Regions from separate parts of the Mus musculus genome. Here region 2 is linked to region 1. Evidence: chromatin loops called from intact Hi-C (ENCODE). Cell type or tissue: gastrocnemius. All regions are shown on one strand. Each heading gives the region's core, and the rest is flanking DNA. Links, peaks and the distances in the headings are about the cores only. Region 1 holds the start of Fgf6 (fibroblast growth factor 6). Region 2 overlaps D6Wsu163e (DNA segment, Chr 6, Wayne State University 163, expressed).

Region 1 (8,492 bases), core at 1,589-6,588:
CACTTCAAGAGGGTCTACCCCTTGGGAGCATTTTCTCTGATAGCCAAAATGTTCTCAGTCCTCAACCTCTTAGAACCAGAGATTCCAAGTGGGAAGTGGGTGTATTTATCCAATCTATGTTTGTGACCCCTTGCCATAAATGAATTCTTTTCTAATTGATAAAATATGTTAATTCAGGTGGCAGAAGTAAGTGATTATATAATTTGGGTTTCTAGCAGATTTGCCTGCTAAAATGCCCATTCAGAGTCCTAGCCAGCTGTCCCAGATCTCCCTGCGGAGGGATTCTGGGTACCACTGGGGCTGGCGATAAGAAGCTCTTTGGAGGACCCCACTCTACAGAAGGAGCGAGCAGCCAATTCCACCCCAGTCTCAGGTTGTTCTTACCCTGACACTTTCTCAGAGACTGGTACAAATGGCATCTGAGAATTCCCTGTCTAGACCACATCTTCTGCTGTTCTGGAGGCTGGATTAACTTTAGGCAGAGCTGACTAGATTCCTTGTTCTCCATAGGCCATACAGCCTGGTAGCACCCACACCTACCTGAGCATAACAAACAAACCAACCAACCAAACAAAACACACACACACACACACACACACACACACACACACACACACACACACGAAACACCAAACCCTCAGAACCTAAAAACCCCAGACCAAAAAAACAAAAAACAAAACAAAACAAAAAACCAAAAACCCTGAACTCTGAGTCGGACCGATTGACTGTCTTCATCCCAGCCCTCTGAGCCTCTGAAGCAGGTCCTAAAATTCCATGCATCTAGCAGATTACAAAGTGATGGGTGCACAGGAGCGCCCACAGAACGGTACTGGAGAAGCAATGGTTTTAGCTCACACCATAAGCCAACTTTGAGACACTTGCTCAAAAAGTTGGGAAGTAGACACCCTCTGACTAGCTCACTTTAGTCTTTTCCAGATATCCTTTGCTGAGAGATTTCCCTGGGGACCTAGCACTTGTCCCCGGTCAGCTCTTCCCTTTCTATCCCCTATCTTGTTCCCCCAAGTGACTGGAGAATCAGACTCTATGCTCTCTTCTAGTGCATCTGAGGTTCCTTTCTCTTTAGCCACTGCCCTCTCATGTTTTGGTGCTAGGGGCCGAACTTCCCTGCGTTCCCACACATATGAGATCTACCACTTACTAGATCCAGCTTCCTTACTTCTGTCTAAGACATAAAAATTTCATAGACTGTCTTTCCGACACATTTTGAAATAGGCCATGTTGCAGGCCGAGAGCCCTGGAAGTGAGTGGGGCAGAGAAAACAGAGGCCTTAGAGAACACAGTAAATGCTTGCCCTTACACCAGAGGAGAATTTGTCTCTTAGCATTGGTCCTCCCACAGTGGTCTATGGTGTAGAGAGGCGGGGTCCAGTGCCTTCTGGGAAGGTATGACAGAGGGAGATACTACCATAGACTATGGGATCAGAGACCAGAGGCTGTTAAACTCAGCTACAGTCTCTCATCACTAGTGAAGAGGAGAGATAGGCTCCTTCTACAGATCTGTACCTCTCCGACAGTGTCTCCTGAAGGGGTGTCATGGGGGCAGCTCACCCAGGCTGACCCACAGGCCTGCCTTTCTGGGGGTGTCATGGGGGGCAGCTCACCCAGGCTGACCCACAGGCCTGCCTTTCTAGGCCTCTCCAGTTCAGCAACTCAGACCTGATTATGAGCTTGAATGACAGTTTTGGTCAGAATGCAGGCTTCCCTACCCAAGAGCTCTCTGAACTATGGCTTCTTTAAGGGCAAAGGTCTCGGTTGTGGGTTGGAAGAACTACAGGCTTGTGCAGAGGTTTCACAGTGAAACAGAGGAAGTGTAAGCTTCAAGGCACCTTGCCAGCAAAAGCTCCTTTCGCAGCCCTTTCTAATTCTCAAAAAACAAAACCAAAACAAAATAAAACCCCCTCAACTCTCAGTGTTATATGTTTTCAATGGTGTGACCGGGAAGAACCCAGGAGCATCCCCTCACCGCAGAACTCACCGTTGTGTACAGTCTTCCTTTACTGTTCATGGCAATGAAGAGAGCACTCTTCACCCCGAAGAGGCTCACCACACCCCGTTCTACCGTGGAGATCTCCAGCAGGCCTGACGAGGAAACAGAGAACACACTCTCATGCTCACGTCAACCCGAGTACTTCAGAGGCATCCCGCTGTCCCCCTTCTCCAGAGGCTCCACCTCTCCATCACATCTGTCCTTGATCTAGACAGTCCTATAGCATCCCTACACGACACTAGCTGCATCCGGTCACATCCTGGTAGCACATTCAGTTCCTTGTGGAAAAGTTTTTACACTGGAGTTGGAGATTGCAACGGACACTCAAGCATCTATTTAAGATTAGCTTTGCATCTGGGCTTTCCGTAGATCTGTCACCTGAGGTTCTCGACTTGAAGGATTGGAGTGGGGGTTGGAGATATAGCTCAGTGGTACAGTACTTGCATGACATGTCCTGGGTCCCTGGGTTTAATTCTCAACAACACACACACACACACACACAAGCATACACATACACACACATACACACACACCACACACACTCACTCACTCACTCACTCACTCACTCACTCACTCAATCAATCAATCAATTTTGATTATTTAAAGTCTGTTCTACATCCTTCAACTCAGTCCCCAAACACTGCAGCTACACTGAGCCAGATGGCTTGTCTGGGACCCTACAGCCCTTACCCTGCCTTGGCCAGAATACTGTCAATGCAGGCACCTGAAGCATGGCACCAAGGAGATGCTTCAGACGGGCATTTTTCAGACTACTTGCCCTTCCCTTTCAAAAATGACAGCTGAATAGAAACTCATGGTTTTAACCAAGATAGAGTATCATAACTTATCTCCCCTACCAGAGTAGTTATAATTCTTCAGGAAGACCAGATCTGGACCACTAATACTGGAGTAATTAGGATCATTGATGGAGTTACCTGGGATGATGGTTAAGGACACCAAGATGCAAGTAAAGGTCTTACTGAGCCTGCACCTCTTTCTGGGCAGGGCAGGGTGAGATCAAACCATTTAAACGTTACCCAGCACATCTTCCCTTTAGAGTGCAGCCCCACCCACCAGCATAATTTCCCTTCATCTTTTGACTCTGCTTGTGCCCAAGCCAGCAAGCACCCCAACTATCTTCTAGTGACACTCACTGTAGGGGTTCTCCTCGTGTGTTCCACTGATGCGGCCGTCAGGAGGCACCTGGAGGTGGAAGCCAATGCCCACGTTGCAGTAGAGTCTCCGCTGTCGCTTAATGCCCACCAAATAGCCGCTTTCCCAATTCACACCCGAAATCTCTCCAGCTAGCCCAGCTCGAGACCTGGACAAGAGGGTGCCCCAGCCTCTGGAGTCCAGTAGCGTGCCGTTGGCGCGGGCGCCGGCAGGTGAGGGCACCACCATGCCCACTAGGACGCCTAAGAAGACGAGAGCCTGCAGCGTGCCCTGAACACGTCCTGCTCCCCGGGACATAGTGATGAACAGCCTCTGTCCCAGGGCCATCCACCTTGCCTCTCAGGCACGTGGTCAGAATTAATGGCCCTAAAAATACCGCCCTTCTTGTTTTTCTCCCCTCGGCATGGCGGCAGGGGCTTATTTTTGGAAGGCAGATGAAGGCTGCTGACATGAAACCAAAGCCTGCTTCAGGCACTCGGATTGAGAGCAGAAGGACCCAGGCTGAGCTGTGGCCGGTATAGACCATGGCGTGGGGACGTTCTCTAGCCGGCATGCAGGGCTCTGTCCCAAGGTGATTCTCTTTGATTTGACCTATAGTTCAGTAACCCGGCCCTCCCCTTCACCCATCACCACCCTGACGTCAGCCGGCCCAGCTCACTTACCCAGGGCTGTAACATTAACCTGCTCCTGGGCCTGGCTGCTTCCCCAGACCCTCACCACCCTCTCCAGTCCCCAGGGATTCTGAGAGCCACTGTCATTCCAGCTAGAGGCAGGAATGAAGTTAGCAGAGAGCATCTCTGCGGGAGGGTGGAGCTGGCTGGGGGCCCAGGGAAGAGGGAGGCAGAGGCCACCCAGGACCCAAATTGGGCAGTAGCCCTTGGCCCCACTGCACTGGCTTCCTTAGAGGGCAAAGGGTAAAGAAAGATGGGGAGGGCGTGATGGCAGGTGATGGATGGTGGCCTACAAGTGGCTCTCAAGACCTATTCATGGAAAGAGCTCATGGCAGAGAAGGGCCCATCTACCAGAACAGGGCATATTCTGTATTGGGCATATAGGAGAGGGTTTGTCCGGAGAAACGAGGGCTGTGGAGACAAGGAGGGATGGGTCACCTTCTCCTGCTCACCCTTTCTGGCCATGGTCTTCAGTGACAGTGGTATCAGGCTATCCCCCTGCTTCAGTTCACCATTGGCCTCTAATAGCATTCCCACTTAACAGTTGCAAAAGTCAAGTCACAAAGAAGTTACGTGGCTTGTCTGAATTACTGTGGGCAGGCAGTAAGTAGAAGGGTCAGAACCTGCAGATTCTGCACAGGTCCAGAGGCTGTTCAGGACATTGCTTATAAATAAATTTTCAAGGACCACCACGCATCTTCCTTATTATTCCTTCCTTATTATAAACCATTGAGCAATCGTTTCACCAAGACAAAACGTTCAAATTCATTGTGTGGTTGAAGATGCTGACCTTGATCTTCAGAACTTGTACAGCAGGAATGAGCGAACAAGCCTGGTTGTATGTGGTGCCGGGGATTGAACATGGGATGTCCCGCATGTAAACAGGCAGGCTATCAACTGAGCTGCAATACCGGCTGTAAAATGACCTCTCTGTTTAAGAAGCACGTGTCAAATGTCTCAGTGAATCTCTGTGTTTTCAGACAGCTTAAAATGATTTTTAAAAAAATTTACATCATGTGTATGGGTGTGTGTGTGTGTGTGTGTGTGTGTGTGTGTGTAAGCACGTGCATATGTGTGTGGATGCCCATGGAGTCTAGAAAAAGAGCCTTGGGTCCCCTGAAGCTTAAATTACAGGTGATTGTGAATTATGCAGCATGGGTGCTAGGAACCAAACTTTAGTCCTCTGTGAGAGCAGGAAGTGCTTCTAACAGCAGTGTCATCTCTCCAGCTCCTGCAGTTAACTTTTATTAGGCTAATATTACAGTTAGAAACTACTAAAAACACTTCTATAGTTATTCCTACACACAACTTATCTTCTCATCTAACATCTAATCTGTTGGTGGAATGCCAGTAATTGCAAGGTGTATGTCCTGGGGAGGGAATAGGGTGGAATAGTGTGCTAAGGATGGTTTTGACCATAGTAGGTGACCAGACCCTGTCCCGTGCAAGTAAGACCTGGATGCCACCTCTCTTGCGTGCCGCCTCACATGCCACCTCATCTGCACGAGACACTCTCACTGAAGGCTGCTGGACAAGCTTCCTTCTGCTTGGGGACACCGATGTACCTCCTCTGTGGTCCTAAGTCTCCTACTCATGTCTGAGGCCAAGTCTCCAGTCCATGGCTTCTATATATTTTCTATCTCTGTCTTGTTCGATTGATTGATGCTTTGATTAGCACATTTTTTGAGTTCTGCCCTAGACACTTGTTCTTAGCGCCCTTGAAGCCTTGTGGGCGTCAATGGAGTCTACCTCACAGGGAAAAAAAAAGTTAAAGTTTGGATTTTTAGAAGCATCCTTCTGCAGAATGGGGGCAGGTGGGGTTGAATAACCCAGAGATGGAAGTTCACTTTGGACTCCCAACTTGATTTCATAGATTGAGCTTTGATGTGTGCAAGAACGGAGGCATACTCTTACAGATGTTCAGCTTGGAAGCCTATGTTAACCACACTCCTACCACCTTGGGAACCGGAATCCTGGTTGCTTGCTGGGTGGTTCAGAGAATGCTATGTTTTGCGCATTGAGTGGCCTCTAAACCCTGTGGTGCCCCTGGAGGATGGAGGGATCTTTAAGAGGTAGGGTCTGAGAGGAGGAAGTTAGGTCATTGGAGTTGTGCTCTTGACGGGGACATTGATGACAGTCTCTTACTGCCTCCCCTCCATGCATCCTGGACACCATAAGGTGAGCTTCTCCACTGTGTGTTCCCACTGTATGAAGCACTGCCAGCTGAAGCCACCGAGACCACGAGACAAAACAAAGCCTTCCTTCTTTAAAGCTGATCAGCCCAGGCGTTTTGTCACAGTAACAGAAAGCTGAGAAATAGAGAGAAGTTGCTTTGACATTAACTTTCTATAGTTAGTGAGGGCAAATCAGAATCCCTGGGGAAACGAAAGTATGACAAGCTCCACGCTGTCGCCCAGTGACATGAGAGCCCCTCCTTGGATCTACCTCATTCTCCATTCCTATCTGTTCAGAGGTCTCAGTTATAATGTCATTTTAGAAAGCAGTGTGCTTTGCTAGAGAAATCTCTGAATTTAAATTCTAGTGGTACCTCTTATTGGCTGTGTGATCTCGGATAGGTTTTGGACGTCTCTGAGCCTCATTTCTTCTCATCTGAAAAGTGAGATAATTACCTCATGTTTATTATTATTATTATTATTATTATTATTATTATTATTATTATTATTATTATTGTAGTAGTGTGGCACATGCAAAGGAGTATTGCTGAGCAGTATGGCTCTCAGCTGACCATTCCCCGAAACGCATCGAAAATCTCTCACCCAATTAAGGAAGGACAAACTCGAAGTGAGAAGGGCCATCTCTCATCTCAGGGGCTCGGAGCGACACATGGGCATCCAGTGCTTAACTGCTGCCCCCCACGGCCCATGCAGTGATGACTGTTAACATATGCAGCGGCAGGCAGTCCAGATTCCTAAAATATTCTGAAAACCAGTAATAGCCTTGGTGTTGTCCCCTGTTAAATATAAAACTTAAGTAACTCATTCTATTAAAAAGCCTCAGTCGTATTTTTATCGGGTGATGTGATGGGGCCCCACTCTAAATGCACCTCCTGTGCCTGTCTCTATAGCAACCCCACTCTGCTCAGATAGCCACATAATTTTCCTTAAGGCTAATTAACCTGACAACTGCTAGGGCGGCTTGGTTTACCAGATTTGCACTTGACCCTTCACTTGGGGCTTAGGGACCCCTCTGGATACGAAGTGATAAAGAAAAGAGGAACAGGTGGAGGAGGCCTCTCCCGGACCCCTCTTTCACATAGTTGCTCAGCAGCCTTTGGGGGCTGTCAATCACTCTTGCTTGATGAGCCAAGACTTAATGGCAGTGAGCGGGAAAATGCCCATGCATATCTTCTTCTGGGACTAGGAGCAGCGTAAACTACGGTTGGCTCTGATTAGGAGCTGGGCTACACCAACCTGTCCTAGCGGCTGATCATGGAGCTATCTCTGCTCAGGATGCTGGCTGCCCACAAGATTCTGCTTTGTTACATAATATGGTTCAACAGCCCCCGCCCCACACCAGGAGTGTCCAAGGGAAAGCACAAGCAGGTCCTAAGAGCCACGCATGTGGACGGCCGAGGACTCAGCTTCCTCTGCTTCTCACAGTTGGCTCTGGAAAAGGCAGCATTGCATTTTCGAATGACAGCCTAGAGAATTCAGAAAAACAAACAAACAAACAAACAAACAAACAAACAAACAAACAAAAACCGGCAGGTAGAAAACAAAACAGCAGTTTGTGCTCTCTGCATCCATACCTTCTTGGATTTGCTCTGTTTGGGCCTTGAGGCTCCGCCCCCTTTGCGCCTCTGTTCTGCTCCACTGGGCACAGAGCACCTAGGTGCTCACAGTCTGGGCATGTAGAGAGGTGAGGGTTGGGGAAGGACCCCTGTTTTAGGTCTGAGTAGAGGCGGTCACTTGGGGGCTCGTGAAACTTGTGACAAGAGACTTCAAGAGAAGGGTCTGCTGTCCTGTGGCTGTTCAACTCCACTGTGCTTTCCAACTTCCTAGCAGAGCTCAGCCAGGCTCCGGCCTCCAGTCCCCAGGCTTCACTCAAACTTTCCAATTGCTGTTAGCAATTCAGGTGTGACCTCACCCACTGCAGCTCGCTCCCAAGGGATTTCTGGAGCTGTCAAACATGCCTCACATGTGCACCTGGGCACGTGACCAGTCTTGCTGGAGCTGTCTCATGGAACATCTGCTTGGACCACACACTCAGGATCTGACTTCCGCTCCATCCTTGAAGCCTTCTAGGCACTGTAGCTACTTTGTGTCTCTCTTCATGTTGTTCCTACAAAAGGACTTGCATACATAGTTGAATGTGATATTTTGACCTCCTGCCCATCAAAGAGCTGTGTCTCTTGGTGGGCCCAACTCATGGGGTGAGCTGTCTTTCCATTTAGGATGACTTTTTTTTCTCAATGGATCTCCCCTCAATCCCTAAACACGGGGTCTTTGCTGAAAGCAGTTGATCCTTGTCCTGACATATAAGAATATTGATAGACAATCAACTGGGAACTCTGTCCTACCCCGATTCCCTGAACTTGGGGATGTGGCATGAAAGACCTGAGTGTTCCACTTTGTGGTGTAGCTGGCCACACTGTTTCCTCTGCTCCACCTCGGAAACCAC
Region 2 (5,000 bases), core at 1-5,000, 53 kb after region 1:
GCAAGGAAGCGTCTTTTGTCATGGCTTTGATGACTGCAGACTCACAGTTGAGAAAGGGAGAAATAGAAGGTTTCTACGATGCTCCTCCCCACCCCCACCCCCATGTCTGGACTGGAAGCCATTAAAGATGCTGAGGTACAGCTCTTCACAGCTGACTGCTTCTGGTAGGGGTGGGAATGCGAGTGGGGAAGGACTCGGCTTCCTTTAAGGGGATGGCCACTTGGAGTTTGATCATGCTCCAGTGAGTGTATGGGCAACTCGAACTGGATTTGGTATTTTTTCCCTTTTCCCCTCCTTTTCTTTTATTTTTGGGAAGGTCATAAGGGTGGACCTAGGAGAACTGGGATGTGAGTGTGATCAAAGTGCATTGTGTGAAATTCCCAAATAATCAGTAAAAGTATTTTGTAAAAAAAACAAAACAAAACAAAAACTAAAATGAAATAATTTCAGGAATATAGAAAGAGAAGACAGATGCACTTGTTTTCAATATTTATAGGAGATAGTAAATGTGTTTGGGGAATTTTTTTTGTTTTGTTTTGTTTTTTGTTTTTTTGAGACAGGGTTTCTCTGTGTAGCTCTGGCTGTCCTGGAGCTCACTCTGTAGACCAGGCTGGCCTTGAACTCGGAGATCCGCCTGCCTCTGCCTCTCAAGTGCTGGGATTAAAGGCGTGCACCACCACTGCCCAGCTGGGGAAAATATTTTATAGGAGTACTTTGGCTAGGTAAGAGGGCTCGGTGGGTAAAGGTGATGGCTGCCAACACTGACAGTATGAGTTTGATCCCCAAGACCATGGGGGAAGGAGAGAACTAATACCACAAATTATCCTCTGGTCTTAACATGAGCACACACATGAACACAGACAGAACACACACACACACACACACACACACACACACACACACACGCGCGCGCGCGCGTGCACGCATCTAAACAAATGTAATAAAAATATAAAGTGCTTTCGCACTTCAGCATCTTTAGTTACCAGTGTGTATAAGCTGTAGTTAAAGATGCCTCTCAGGGGACCTAAGCAAAAAGTTTTCTTTAAAAACAAACGGGCAAACAATTAAAAGAACACAAAGGGCATAGATAGAGGTATAAAATAAGCCAGCCAGAGAGAAGTAGAAAGGAGATCATGTGGCGGGGCTGGGCTTGTCACAACGGAGCAGAGCACGCGAGGCAGTGGCCTCCTGGGCCCCAGATGTGTCTGCCTCATCTCAGTGGATGGGCCTCCCAACACTGGCCTTGGGTGTGGGCCAGCAGTGAGGGAAGACAACTCCGTGAGCCGGTCAGGTGCTCCTAATCCCCAATCTGGCACTGCTTTGTCCGTCCTTAAATGACTTGCCTCTTGGTCTCATTTTACCCATTAATAAAATGGGGGCCAGTCCAGGTGCTGGCTGTAGTAACAAATTACTGAGATAGCGTAGAGAAGGGTCCGGGTTGGAAGTGGAGGAGACCTGCTGCTCTCCAGCAGTCTTTGGCTAGGTGAGACTGAGGACTCACTTTTACTTTCTCACCTGGCACTTTGCACAGAAAATGTGGGATTCAGGCTAACTGCTTGTTTGATGAGGCTGCTGGAGAACTGCATGGAATAAGCTGTTGGGTACCAAGACCATCATAAAGAAACAACTATTCCTGGGTGAAGGGGAAGGACATAGGATAAAAACATATTGTATAAAAAACTTAAAAGGAAAAATTAAAAAATTTAAAAGTATGTAATATACCTGGTTTTCTTCATGACTTGAAATAAGTTTTGATGGAGATGTTTTTCATCGCCTATCAATATGCTGGGTATGGAAATTCAGACCCTGTCAGCATATGTGGTAGGCAATTTAATACTCCTGCCTACCCCAGACTAAAGGCATATCATTCCTTGTTTAGTGGTAATAATGATAGGCTTTCTTCAAGGAAGGAAGGAAATGAACTGATCAGGAGATACAGGCACTTCCACAGCAGTAACGGCTACCACACTCCTATCCTAGAAAGCCAGTGTGATGACTCAGGGCATGGGCCTACAAAGAATAACAGACAGGCTCCTGTTCCACAGAGGGAGGAAACGGCTTGTGGTGAGTCTAACATTATCCACCAAGGCAGGAGATGCGAAGGTGGGAGGAAGCTTGGAGGCTGATGACCACAGCCCAACGGGCTATGCCTTCTAAGATGAGGGCCGAAATGGGAATGACTTTCCCTTAAGTTAGTGATGTGGCCCGAGTGTTCAAGGTCTGAGGAAGGAAGTGAGAAACTACATAAAAGAGAAGAGAAAACTATCAAGGAAGGGCTATTTCTGAAACTATAAAGCCGACCACTGTTCAAGAGCTCACGTCTACAGAGCACCCAGGGCTTCTGCTTGCTGCCTAAGAACCAGCGAGTGAGCGCAACCACAAGGAAGACTGAGAGCTCGCGCTCCTGGGGTTAAATGTGTCCGGTAGCAACAGGGGAAGACACAGGGGGAAGGCTGCGAAGGGAGATGTGAGCTTGCATCAAAAGGCCCTGCCACGGTCTAATCACATGCATTTCCATGCACCACTGCTTATATTTTAGAGTAAAAACACCTCTTGGCTCATTCCTTAGTAACTAAGAAACAATGTATGGGAGAAAATGAAAAATATAAAATCATGGAAACTGCATATGACTATGGGTTTTCTCTGTGGATCCAGAAGTCATTACTGGTATACAAGCGGGGCTTTGCAGTGGAGAACATCTGTGTGTTATATGGATTATATGGATCAAGTGCTGTTTCAAAGGCACATATGGTTCAACACTTTATAAATGAGCAGCGTAAGAACTCATGTTTCAAATCCACTATTTTAGTGTGTGTGACTATAGGAAAGTAAGAATGTAAAACAAAATAATACTTACCAGGTAAAATATTTAAATAGTTTCTCTCAGCATTCTTAGACTTATCATCACTTCCTCCATTTTGGTTTCCAGAATCTAGTCATAAAGAAAATAGAACACAAAGAAATATTTCAGAAATATGAAAACATCTTACCCCTCCTCTTTCAAAACAACCACATAGCCAAAGTGTACTAGCTGCCTCTCCACTCCTGCCACTCTGCCCCAGGCTTCACACGGGGCTTACGCATTCCCAGGCGCTGCGAGCGCCCTTGCTCCCTCCCTCCTCTGCTGCAAACACTAAGCATGGGCAGTATAATTTAGCTACATCTCTTCATTTTATTTGGAGAAGAAAGGTTTCAGTCAGCTGCTATCTAAGCAGGGGTCAGAGGTAAGAGGTGGGGCCAGCCTTGACCCCACATGGTTTGGCTACATTGCGCTTCACAACACTCTAGTTGTCTTCTGAGAGGTCAGGGCACTGAGTTAGCTGCACATAAAATAACTTCATTAGATAGCTGTGGTGCGGCTATCTTTATTTTTAGACTCTGACTCACTGTTGTTGCTATAACCTGCTCTGAACTAGATAGCAACACCAAGAATCATTTTATATTCAGCACATTCATGAAATTGACTGTCTCATCTGACACTATTTACAATGGATTTCAAGCAGATGTGTGACAGCGCTTCAAACTGAACTTTTTCCAACAATCAATAATTCCTTTTTTTGTTTTTGAGGCATGATATTTTCTTGGAAGGATAAGTGTTGGATAATGAGAAACATTCTGAGTGAGCATACATTGTTAAAACGGAACACATTATTTACATATATGCACATTTTTAATAGAAAATATACCTCCATGTCATAAGCATTCTCTTGTCACAAATACAAAATGAGTACTACTTCTCAAAGTAGCCATCTTTTAGAGGCAATCTACTGACACCAGTTAAGTTAAAAACTACTTTGCAATCTATTTTGAAATGGCATTCCATATTAGAAAACAGCCAGACCTTCAAGTTATTAAACAGCACACACTAAAACAGAACTCAAAACCCTGTCTGAACACACTAGCTGTGTAACACTCCCTGTCTGAACACACTAGCTGTGTAACGCTCCCTGTCTGAACACACTAGCTGTGTAACGCTGCCTGTCTGAACACACTAGCTGTGTAACGCTCCCTGTCTGAACACACTAGCTGTGTAACGCTGCCTGTCTGAACACACTAGCTGTGTAACGCTCCCTGTCTGAACACACTAGCTGTGTAACGCTCCCTGTCTGAACACACTAGCTGTGTAACGCTCCCTATCTGAACACACTAGCTGTGTAACGCTCCCTGCCTGAACACACTAGCTGTGTAACGCTCCCTGTCTGAACACACTAGCTGTGTAACGCTCCCTGTCTGAACACACTAGCTGTGTAACGCTCCCTGTCTGAACACACTAGCTGTGTAACGCTCCCTGTCTGAACACACTAGCTGTGTAACGCTGCCTGTCTGAACACACTAGCTGTGTAACGCTCCCTGTCTGAACACACTAGCTGTGTAACGCTCCCTTTCTGAACACATTAGCTGTGTAACGCTCCCTGTCTGAACACACTAGCTGTGTAACGCTCCCTGTCTGAACACACTAGCTGTGTAACGCTGCCTGTCTGAACACACTAGCTGTGTAACGCTGCCTGTCTGAACACACTAGCTGTGTAACGCTCCCTGTCTGAACACACTAGCTGTGTAACGCTCCCTGTCTGAACACACTAGCTGTGTAACGCTCCCTGTCTGAACACACTAGCTGTGTAACGCTGCCTGTCTGAACACACTAGCTGTGTAACGCTCCCTGTCTGAACACACTAGCTGTGTAAGGCTCCCTGTCTGAACACACTAGCTGTGTAACGCTCCCTGTCTGAACACACTAGCTGTGTAACGCTCCCTGTCTGAACACACTAGCTGTGTAACGCTCCCTGTCTGAACACACTAGCTGTGTAACGCTGCCTGTCTGAACACACTAGCTGTGTAACGCTGCCTGTCTGAACACACTAGCTGTGTAACGCTCCCTGTCTGAACACACTAGCTGTGTAATGCTGCCTGTCTGAACACACTAGCTGTGTAACGCTCCCTGTCTGAACACACTAGCTGTGTAACGCTCCCTGTCTGAACACACTAGCTGTGTAACGCTC

Evidence for each region. A loop is a pair of places that touch in the nucleus more often than their neighbours do. Peaks named below come from ENCODE experiments on the same cell type or tissue, not always from the same donor. Only the 100,000 strongest peaks of a DNase experiment are listed, where the experiment ranks them.
Region 2: it touches region 1 in a loop (3-fold over the local background); 5 of 42 quality-filtered maps call a loop at or near these places.

What each region holds. Positions count from the first base shown.
Region 1 is chr6:127,010,601-127,019,092 of GRCm38, reverse strand. It overlaps Fgf6 (fibroblast growth factor 6), which reads right to left and starts at 3,551. Exons shown (of 3, transcript NM_010204.1): 1 at 3,162-3,551; 2 at 1,996-2,099. The coding sequence starts at 3,507. In gastrocnemius, for the core only: a CTCF peak has its summit at 3,962; no DNase peak of the experiment used is centred there; H3K4me3 peaks cover 2,817 bases; H3K27ac peaks cover 2,430 bases.
Region 2 is chr6:126,959,898-126,964,897 of GRCm38, reverse strand. D6Wsu163e (DNA segment, Chr 6, Wayne State University 163, expressed) reads right to left here. Exons shown (of 14, transcript NM_138594.3): 10 at 2,858-2,932. Among named protein-coding and RNA genes, the nearest start is that of D6Wsu163e, 22 kb to the right of the region's middle. In gastrocnemius, for the core only: no CTCF peak of the experiment used is centred there; no DNase peak of the experiment used is centred there; H3K27ac peaks cover 2,252 bases.